Regions from separate parts of the Homo sapiens genome. Here region 1 is linked to region 2. The links are chromatin contacts, found by Hi-C or POLR2A ChIA-PET in ENCODE. All regions are on one chromosome and are shown on one strand. The core of a region is the stretch at or near the end of the contact, and the rest is flanking DNA. Distances in the headings are between cores, read along the strand shown. Region 1 holds the start of COQ8B (coenzyme Q8B). Region 2 holds the start of USF2 (upstream transcription factor 2, c-fos interacting).

The links. A loop is a pair of places that touch in the nucleus more often than their neighbours do. ChIA-PET counts read pairs that join two places held with the same protein, here RNA polymerase II (POLR2A). Pooled maps may share reads with other maps.
Region 1: a loop to region 2 is called in a map of ovary, with 11 times the contacts of the local background. The contact joins the promoter of COQ8B here to the promoter of USF2 in region 2. A Hi-C loop is called at or near these places in 1 of 168 maps with a recorded cell type or tissue (ovary) and 1 of 50 pooled maps. POLR2A ChIA-PET finds 5 or more read pairs at or near these places in 1 of 52 experiments (Caco-2).

The regions. Positions count from the first base shown.
Region 1 is chr19:40,715,275-40,720,194 of GRCh38, forward strand. It overlaps COQ8B (coenzyme Q8B), which reads right to left and starts at 1,612. Exons shown (of 15, transcript NM_024876.4): 1 at 1,313-1,612. ITPKC (inositol-trisphosphate 3-kinase C) reads left to right here and starts at 1,838. Exons shown (of 7, transcript NM_025194.3): 1 at 1,838-3,016. The coding sequence starts at 1,862. RefSeq lists silencers at 359-408, 1,729-2,088 and enhancers at 1,079-1,158, 3,662-4,363.
Region 2 is chr19:35,265,912-35,271,052 of GRCh38, forward strand. It overlaps USF2 (upstream transcription factor 2, c-fos interacting), which reads left to right and starts at 3,051. Exons shown (of 10, transcript NM_003367.4): 1 at 3,051-3,252; 2 at 3,535-3,581; 3 at 3,670-3,788; 4 at 3,892-4,092; 5 at 4,536-4,686; 6 at 4,807-4,894. The coding sequence starts at 3,191. It overlaps LSR (lipolysis stimulated lipoprotein receptor), which reads left to right. Exons shown (of 10, transcript NM_205834.4): 6 at 448-621; 7 at 768-827; 8 at 925-1,056; 9 at 1,198-1,823; 10 at 1,913-2,053. The coding sequence ends at 1,948. RefSeq lists silencers at 1,832-1,911, 1,992-2,061, 2,162-2,311, 3,470-3,659, 3,800-4,119 and an enhancer at 4,407-5,141.

The DNA.
Region 1 (4,920 bases), core at 362-2,861, 5.4 Mb after region 2:
GCTGAGGCATCGCGGGAGCGCAAGCGTGCCCTGTCTGCCCTTCCACTCACCTCAAAGTGCCTTGTACGCGACAGACCCTTCTGTTCCCTACACTTTCTTGCAAAGTCTCCCTTACAAACCTGACGCCTCTCTTCTGCACGAATATCTTGCCAACCCCCCTTCTTATTTTTACCCCTGGCAGGCTCAACACAATTCCTTTGAATACACATTCTTCCCAGCAAACATTTCCCTTGCACATGGAGCCCCTCCACTTTGCACAAACACCCACATTCTGGCACCCAACCTCCTTCCTTGTGCATATAAATCCCTTGCCTTGCTTGCCAACTGTTTCCCGCTCACGCCTTCAACTCTCTCGTGTACATACCCTCCCCCCCACTTGCACACTGAGTCTCTGTTCCCTCACACACCCTGTTCTCTCCGCTCCCCGCCCACCTGCGGAATGGTGCGACTGGGAGCCCTCTGCTTCCTGTAGGCCTGACATTTCCCAGAACACACTCAGCCAAGATTCCCAGTGCTGAGTCAGGAACCTTGGCATCCCAGAAAACCACCTCCCATCCTATCTTTCTTTCTCTGTGTGTGTGTGTGTGTGTGTGTGTGCGCGCGCGCGTTGGAAAGCCTGCTCTCCCCACAACAGGCTGACTCACCCACTTCTCACAGTCTGGAATAGAGGCATCTGGTTGGGGCATCTTTCCCACCACTGGGAGAGGGAGGGATGCCGATGCTTCCCCCACAGAACCCCGCTGCCCCAACCCCTCTTGTCGGGAATCAGGCCTCTTTGTCTCTATTCCCGTACTGTGTGACCTCAGAAAAGCCCTCATCCCTCTCTGGACTTCTCCTTCCCAACCTGTATGAGGTACTAGGTGGGCTCCTGCCTTCGATTTCTCTCATTGGTCTGTGAAAAGGTGACTCATTTTAGAGCCTTGGACCTGTGCCCAATGTCTCCCCCAGTTGACTCAATTTCAAGACAAACCACCTCCTCTCCCCCTTCAGAGGTGAACGGCTGACTCAGGAGCTGGGTGGCAGCTCAGCCTTGGGGGCAAAATATATCAAAATCACCTAGGACAATAAATAATCCTACTGGGCTACAACTGACAGTGCCAGGCCCGGGGCCACATGCTTCACATACATGAGATCATGTCAGATAGCCCCGTAGCTGCAAGCAAAGGGTAGAGGCCGGCAGATCTCTGAGCCTCTGTTCTCACGTGTAAAATGGAGCCCTGGCATCCCTATTGTTCAGCCTTGGAGAATGAACTGAAATCGTGTCAGGGTCTGATACAGAACAAGTACTCTATACATGACAGAGATTTCTTACGGAAAATCCAATGGAGCGTAAGTCATTTGCTCAGGGTAGCGGAGCTGGGAACTGGCAGAGGAAGGTCTCGAACCCACACCCGTGGGAACTCCAAGTCTTTGAAAGTCCGTCCCGCCCCTGCGTGAAGAATGGGCGCGCGGCTGGACTCGTCACCGGGGGTTTTAGGGAAGGTTGAACTTGTCATTCAACCGTGTAGGGAGGGTGGTTTAGTCACAGGGGTGGAGGGAGGGGGCCCACTGGCGCGCCACCAGGACCCCGGTGCCCTAGATGCATACCTGGCCGCGCTTCGGATGCTCAGAGGCAAACCCCCTCCCCTTGGGAGGCGGAGTCGGACAAGGCTCCGTCTCGTTCCGTTCCGTCACGTCCGGTGGGGCGGGGCTTCGGGGCTTTCCCCTTTGAGGGGAGTATCGGTTAACCCTTGCGCGGCGGGGCGGGCTGGAGCTCCGCGGGCCGGAACCCGGGAGTCGGGGCTCCCCAGCCACACCCCTCGCGGGATTTAAAGGGATAGGAGGGGCCGGGTCGGCCGAAGCCCGAACCGAAGGAGCGGGCATGAGGCGCTGCCCGTGCCGTGGGAGCCTGAACGAGGCGGAGGCCGGGGCGCTGCCCGCGGCGGCCCGCATGGGACTGGAGGCGCCGCGAGGAGGGCGGCGGCGGCAGCCGGGACAGCAGCGACCTGGGCCCGGCGCAGGGGCCCCGGCGGGGCGGCCGGAGGGGGGCGGGCCCTGGGCCCGGACAGAGGGGTCCAGCCTCCACAGCGAGCCTGAGAGGGCCGGCCTCGGGCCTGCGCCGGGGACAGAGAGTCCGCAGGCAGAATTCTGGACAGACGGACAGACTGAGCCCGCGGCAGCTGGCCTTGGAGTAGAGACCGAGAGGCCCAAGCAAAAGACGGAGCCAGACAGGTCCAGCCTCCGGACGCATCTAGAATGGAGCTGGTCAGAGCTGGAGACGACTTGTCTTTGGACGGAGACCGGGACAGATGGCCTTTGGACTGATCCGCACAGGTCCGACCTCCAGTTTCAGCCCGAGGAGGCCAGCCCCTGGACACAGCCAGGGGTTCATGGGCCCTGGACAGAGCTGGAAACGCATGGGTCACAGACTCAGCCAGAGAGGGTCAAGTCCTGGGCTGATAACCTCTGGACCCACCAGAACAGTTCCAGCCTCCAGACTCACCCAGAAGGAGCCTGTCCCTCAAAAGAGCCAAGTGCTGATGGCTCCTGGAAAGAATTGTATACTGATGGCTCCAGGACACAACAGGATATTGAAGGTCCCTGGACAGAGCCATATACTGATGGCTCCCAGAAAAAACAGGATACTGAAGCAGCCAGGAAACAGCCTGGCACTGGTGGTTTCCAAATACAACAGGATACTGATGGCTCCTGGACACAACCTAGCACTGACGGTTCCCAGACAGCACCTGGGACAGACTGCCTCTTGGGAGAGCCTGAGGATGGCCCATTAGAGGAACCAGAGCCTGGAGAATTGCTGACTCACCTGTACTCTCACCTGAAGTGTAGCCCCCTGTGCCCTGTGCCCCGCCTCATCATTACCCCTGAGACCCCTGAGCCTGAGGCCCAGCCAGTGGGACCCCCCTCCCGGGTTGAGGGGGGCAGCGGCGGCTTCTCCTCTGCCTCTTCTTTCGACGAGTCTGAGGATGACGTGGTGGCCGGGGGCGGAGGTGCCAGCGATCCCGAGGACAGGTCTGGGGTGAGTGGGACCCATCCTGCCCTTGAGCCACATCACGCAAAACTCCTTATTCCTCCGCCTTTGCTTAGGAAGTTCTCTACCCATTTACTGTTAGTTGCCCACCAGCAATTTCATCTCCGGGAACCTCTTCCATCCACTGACCTCCTCCCTCTGACAGCCAGGTTACTAATTCACTCCAGGCACCCCTTCTTAATTCTCTCCTTTCCCCTTCCTGCACTGTCTCCACTCCTGGGGGTCTACAATGGAGGGCCACTGACCGACTTTATGGGGCCCAGGAACCCCTGAAATTGTAGGACTAAGGAGCCTGCCGTGCGTGTTCACATACATTGTTGCAGCGACGGTCTGACATCTGTCTAATCCTCTGGAATCTGAAGAACACTGGGATAGGGAGACAGGCAGGGTGCACTTTCTACCCCACATTTCTTAATCTGGGGCCTGTGGCTGTCTTAAAGGGTCACAAACCTTCACCACCCCTTAGCCTATTTGTATGTACATTTTTCTAGGGAGCAAAGCGATTCCCCCAGCTTGCATCAGATTCGCAAAAGGGCTGTGTGACCCCAAACGCCAAAGGATCCTTGGCCTAGCCGGGAGCCCACCTGGTCTCCCCTGTGACCCCTACATCCCCAAGGAGCCCCCTGAACACTCTTGTTTACTTTGTCCACCGTCACCCCCAGCTTGGGTGTGGCTCTCCCCTGGTGAATCAGGAGGACCGGCCGGGCAGGTTCAGGGAGGGCGGGACAGAGCAGAGGCCGGTGTGAAACTGGAGAGCCTCACGTGGGGCTGGGAGCCGTGGGGCTGGGAGCCGAGTCCGGAGTCCATCAGCTTGCCAGCTTGCCTGCTGAGGCCTCTTTTTGCTCTGGGGCCCCTGGCTGGAGTCTGCCCTGAGCCCCGCTTCACCCCACATGCCTTCCTTGGGGACGTGTTCACACATGTGGCCCTAGCTGTGAGAGACAGACCTGCCTTGACGTGCCTGTGCCTGTGTGCAGGGGCTGACCCTCCTGGGCCCCATTGCTTTTTTCTCTCTGCCTGCCCTCTCACTTCCTTGGCATCTCAGAACAGCTGAGCTGGAAGTGGGTGAATAATAATAATAATAATAATAATAATAACAACAACAATTAGCACTCACTCATGTTTAGCCCTGTGCTAAGTGCTGTGCTTTTATTAACTCACTCACTCCTCGCAGCAACCCTAATGAGGTAGATACTTTTTTTTTTTTTCTGAGACAGTCTCGCTCTGTTGCCCAGGCTGGAGTGCAGTGGTGCCATCTCGGCTCACTGCAGCCTTCACTTCCTGGGTTCAAGTGATTGTCCTGCCTCAGCCTCCTGAGTAGGTGAGACACCAGGTGCCCGCCACCACACCTGGCTCATTTCTGTATTTTGAGTAGAGACAGGGTTTCATCATGTTGGCCAGGCTGACCTCAAGACTCCTGACCTCAAGTGATCCACCCGCCTCAGCCTCCCGAAGTGCTGGAATTACCAGCATGAGCCACTGCACCCGGCTGAGGTAGATACTATTATTATCCCCTTTTACAGATGAGGAAACTGAGGCACAGAGAATTCAAGTCACTTGTCCAAGGATATCACCTTGCAAGATGCAGATCAAATAATTCTAATCCTTACTGTACACCAGACACTGTTTTAAGTTTTTTCTTCTTTTTTTTTTTTAGTCTTTTTTGTCAATTTTTTTCTGTCATTTTTTATCTTAAAATAGCATCTATCTTAATTAAGGGCTTTGTATGTGTTAACTCTGAGTCCTTATGACAGCACTGAGATTGTCTCCATTCAACAGATGGGGGCCAGGCTCAGTGGCCCAAGCCTGTAATCCCAGCACTTTGGGAGGCCGAGGCAGGGGGATCACCTAAGGTCAGGAGTTCAAGACCAGCCTGGCCAACATGATGAAACCCT
Region 2 (5,141 bases), core at 1,801-4,300:
TGGTGGACCCAGCATCTGGGCTTTATATAAAGGGCAGCTTTGTTGCCCTGTAAACACACAGACCATGGGTGGCCACTTCTTCCAGTAAGTTAGCTGGGGAGTTGGAAGTTTAGGTAAAACCTTTTGATTGACAAATGTTGGCGAATTACCATGCTGTTAAATGAAACATTGTTCTGCCACCCTGGGGCTGTGGGTGCCTGCGTGCACCCTCTGAAAAATCACACAGGAAGTGGGGTGGGGTCTCTGTGAAGCTGGTGTCCCCCAGCCTCAGGGATGCTGCAGAAATGGAATGAGGACCAACAGGGACTCAGATGTCCAAGGAAGCTCTACAGCGGAGAGGACGGCTTGGGAAGGAGGTCCAGGCCCAGGTCCCTCCGGAACCCAATGGGTATGGGGCAGCCTGGCTCCTGCCTCATCCCCCTTCTCCTGTTGATTGTGTCCTCACAGTGTATGCCGCCGGCAAAGCAGCCACCTCAGGTGTTCCCAGCATTTATGCCCCCAGCACCTATGCCCACCTGTCTCCCGCCAAGACCCCACCCCCACCAGCTATGATTCCCATGGGCCCTGCCTACAACGGGTACCCTGGAGGATACCCTGGAGACGTTGACAGGAGTAGCTCAGGTGAGGCCGGGGGAAGCAGGAACAGCTGGTGGGAGTGTGCTGGGCATCTGGACACTGAGGGGCAGGGGCTGGAAGGAAGAGTGTCTTGGGAGCCGAGGAGGGGCTCTGCTCCTGGTGCGCGGCCACTGACAGCCACTCTCCCCCAGCTGGTGGCCAAGGCTCCTATGTACCCCTGCTTCGGGACACGGACAGCAGTGTGGCCTCTGGTGAGAATCCATCGTCCCGAAGTTGGATGTGCCTGTAAGGGAGAGGGGTGGGCCAGGATCCATCCTCCCAAACCGACCACCACCCCCCTGTCCCTAGAAGTCCGCAGTGGCTACAGGATTCAGGCCAGCCAGCAGGACGACTCCATGCGGGTCCTGTACTACATGGAGAAGGAGCTGGCCAACTTCGACCCTTCTCGACCTGGCCCCCCCAGTGGCCGTGTGGAGCGGGGTAAGCAGGAGCCTTGGGGTCTGAGGGCTTTTAAGGTGGGGGGGTGAAACATGTCTCCCTGATACCTGCCGCAGGGACTCTTGGTGCAAACCCTGGACCCCGGGCTCCTCCAGCAGTCAGTGACACCCCCCTTCCCTGCAGCCATGAGTGAAGTCACCTCCCTCCACGAGGACGACTGGCGATCTCGGCCTTCCCGGGGCCCTGCCCTCACCCCGATCCGGGATGAGGAGTGGGGTGGCCACTCCCCCCGGAGTCCCAGGGGATGGGACCAGGAGCCCGCCAGGGAGCAGGCAGGCGGGGGCTGGCGGGCCAGGCGGCCCCGGGCCCGCTCCGTGGACGCCCTGGACGACCTCACCCCGCCGAGCACCGCCGAGTCAGGGAGCAGGTCTCCCACGAGTAATGGTGGGAGAAGCCGGGCCTACATGCCCCCGCGGAGCCGCAGCCGGGACGACCTCTATGACCAAGACGACTCGAGGGACTTCCCACGCTCCCGGGACCCCCACTACGACGACTTCAGGTCTCGGGAGCGCCCTCCTGCCGACCCCAGGTCCCACCACCACCGTACCCGGGACCCTCGGGACAACGGCTCCAGGTCCGGGGACCTCCCCTATGATGGGCGGCTACTGGAGGAGGCTGTGAGGAAGAAGGGGTCGGAGGAGAGGAGGAGACCCCACAAGGAGGAGGAGGAAGAGGCCTACTACCCGCCCGCGCCGCCCCCGTACTCGGAGACCGACTCGCAGGCGTCCCGAGAGCGCAGGCTCAAGAAGGTGAGGGCCGCCCTCCCTGGCGTCCAGACCGTCCCTGGGCCCCCAGCCGGTCCCCGCGGCTCATACCCTTCTTTCTTTCTCCCTTGCAGAACTTGGCCCTGAGTCGGGAAAGTTTAGTCGTCTGATCTGACGTTTTCTACGTAGCTTTTGTATTTTTTTTTTTAATTTGAAGGAACACTGATGAAGCCCTGCCATACCCCTCCCGAGTCTAATAAAACGTATAATCACAAGCTCTGGAGAGAACCATTTGTTCGGCCGCGCGGGGCGGGGGACCGGGGCTGCTCCCGTATGCGTCTGTAAAGCGCCGCGTCCCGGGGGCACCGGAGTCCGGGGCCGGGAGGAAGAGACCCAGCCTGGCCCGGCCCGCGCCCGCGCCGCCGGCCGGAGAACGTGCCCCGCGCAGCCGCCGCCCGCCTGCGTGCGCGCCCCGGCCCCGCCCAGGCGTGCGCATGCGCCCCGGCCCTCCGCCTTCGCGCACCGCAGGCTGGCCGTCCGGGACGCGCGCGCGCTCCTCTCCCCTTCCAGCCCATCCCCCCCAGCCCCCCACCGACCTACTTTACTGTCTCCAAACTCGGGCAGCCCACCTGGCCCCCGACGACCCCAGCCCCTGCACCGGGTACCCCGACGTTCCATCCAGACCCGCGTTTCACCAGGGCGGCGCGCGGCGACCTCGCGCCCCGCGGAGCCCCGGGCTCGCGCGCGCCCGCCCGCCCCCGGAGACAGACCAGCGCGCGCGCCCCGGGCCGCCTCCCCCCAGCGCGCGTCCGCCCCGGGGCTCGCGCCGCCGCCGCCGCCGCCGCCGCGCGCGCGCAGCTCAAGTAAAGGAGGAAAAAAAAAAGGGGGAAAAATAGAAAGCGGCGGCGGCTGCAGCAGCGATCCGCCGCCGGACTGGGCCAAGCCGGGCGGCGGCCGCGCGAGCCGGCGATCCAGGGCACTGGCGGCGGCCAGCCAGGGCGGGCCGTGTTCAAAAAAAAAAGTCGCGGCGGCGGCGGCTGCTCAGGGAAGGAGGCCTGAGGGCCGCGTGCAGCGGGCGGGCAGCTGGGTGGGCTGGGGGCGGCCGCGCGGCGTCCCGGAGCCTCGGGCCGCCCGGAGCCGGCGGGCGGGCGGAGGCGGAGGCGGCGGCGGCTGCAGCGGCTGCAGGAGCGGCGGCGGCTGCGGCGGCGGCGGCGGCATCTCCTCCTCACATGACCCCACTGTTTGTCCCCGTGATCAGCGCGAGCGGCTCCCGTATCTCCTCCGTCCCCTCCTGCCGCGCGGCGTGAGCGCCGGGCTCGGGGCCCCCCCGGCCGCCCGCCCCCTCCCCTCCCTCCCTCCCCTCCCCTCCCCTCCCCCCCGGGCCCCGCGCCCCCCCCGCCCCCGCCCCCCCCATGGACATGCTGGACCCGGGTCTGGATCCCGCTGCCTCGGCCACCGCTGCTGCCGCCGCCAGGTAAGATCCCCGGCCCGGCCGTGCCCCCGCGCCCCGGCCCCGGCCCCGGCCCCGCGGCCTGCAGGCCGGGGCCGCCATGATCCCGAGCGGCCGCGGGCCCGGCTCAAAATGGAGGCCGCCGGCGCGGGGGGGACCTGGCGCCTCCCGCCCCCGGCCCCCGGCCTCGGCGGCGCCCCCGGCCTCAGGCGCGGCCGGGTGGGACTGGGGCCCTGCAGCTGGGCGCGGGGGCGGGGGCGCGGGCGCGGGCCGCGCTGACCCTGCTCCCTCCTGTGCCCCTGGCAGCCACGACAAGGGACCCGAGGCGGAGGAGGGCGTCGAGCTGCAGGAAGGTGAGTGCTTGCCGGGCCGGCCGCGCCCGGGGAGGGCTGGGGGCGCTCGGCGCGGCCCTGACCGTGCCCCGACCCTCCTCGGCCCCAGGCGGGGACGGCCCAGGAGCGGAGGAGCAGACAGCGGTGGCCATCACCAGCGTCCAGCAGGCGGCGTTCGGCGACCACAACATCCAGTACCAGTTCCGCACAGAGACAAATGGAGGACAGGTGAGCGGCGGGCCGCGAGGGCGAACGGGCGGGCGGGCGGGCGCGCCGGGAAGGCTCGGACCTGGCCCCAGCGCCGGCCTCGCCGCTCTGCCGCCCCCTGCAGGTGACATACCGCGTAGTCCAGGTGACTGATGGTCAGCTGGACGGCCAGGGCGACACAGCTGGCGCCGTCAGCGTCGTGTCCACCGCTGCCTTCGCGGGGGGGCAGCAGGCTGTGACCCAGGTGGGTGTGGACGGGGCAGCCCAGCGCCCGGGCCCCGCCGCTGCCTCTGTGCCCCCAGGTCCTGCAGCGCCCTTCCCGCTGGTAGGTGCCCTGCCACCCCTGGGTGGGGGGGGGAGGGAGTGGAGAGGGGACACTGGCTCTGCTCTTGGGGAGCCCCGGGGGTGGGGCAGGTGTCGCCCAGCGGATGCTGCCTTCAGGCCTCAGGCTGCATGGGGCCAGATCCCTGTTGTGCACCGTGAAACCTGGGGACAGTGCTCTTGGAATTTTTTTTTCCCGCAAAATGGGAATGATGTGTCTTAAGAGGAAAGTTTCTTAGAGTGCGAAACGGATTTGCTCAGCAAGTGATCGCTGACCTCCCGCCATGTTCCAGGGCTGTTTGAAACACAGGACAGAATGCTACACGCAGAAGGAGTCCCCACTCCTGTTAATTGCAGAGAATGCAGTAAACCCCAAGCACAGCAATGAGGGGACGGGATGGAGGAACAGAGAAAGCTAAGGGTAGCCTCTGCCCTCCTACTCCCCAGGCTGTGATCCAAAATCCCTTCAGCAATGGTGGCAGTCCGGCGGCCGAGGCTGTCAGCGGGGAGGCACGATTTGCCTATTTCCCAGCGTCCAGTGTGGGAGATACTACGGCTGTGTCCGTACAGACCACAGACCAGAGCTTGCAGGCTGGAGGTGAGGAGTAGAAGTCAGATTGGCAGGTGGGGGAGGCAACGGGCCCAGCAGGGAGGGAAGCCCCCCCAGCCAGTTCTGACTTCACCCTGCCTTGCCACTAACCCCCCACTCTCCCTGCAGGCCAGTTCTACGTCATGATGACGCCCCAGGATGTGCTTCAGACAGGAACACAGAGGACGATCGCCCCCCGGACACACCCTTACTCTCCGTATGTGCAGGGGACACCTGGAGGGCCTGGTGTTGAAATGGAAGGAAGAGGGGTTTCTGGAGTAGAAGCTGGGCAGTTAGCATGAAGTGGGCACATGGTGTAATGTTTTTTTTCTTTGCCTGTTTCTGCTGCTCTAGTGCACATAAAGTATCATGTCTTTTGTTTTTGCAGATGGATTTACCTTGCAAAGATAATTTTCAAATCTAATACTTAGCAGATGCTTGGGCAAACAGCTCTGCGATAATAC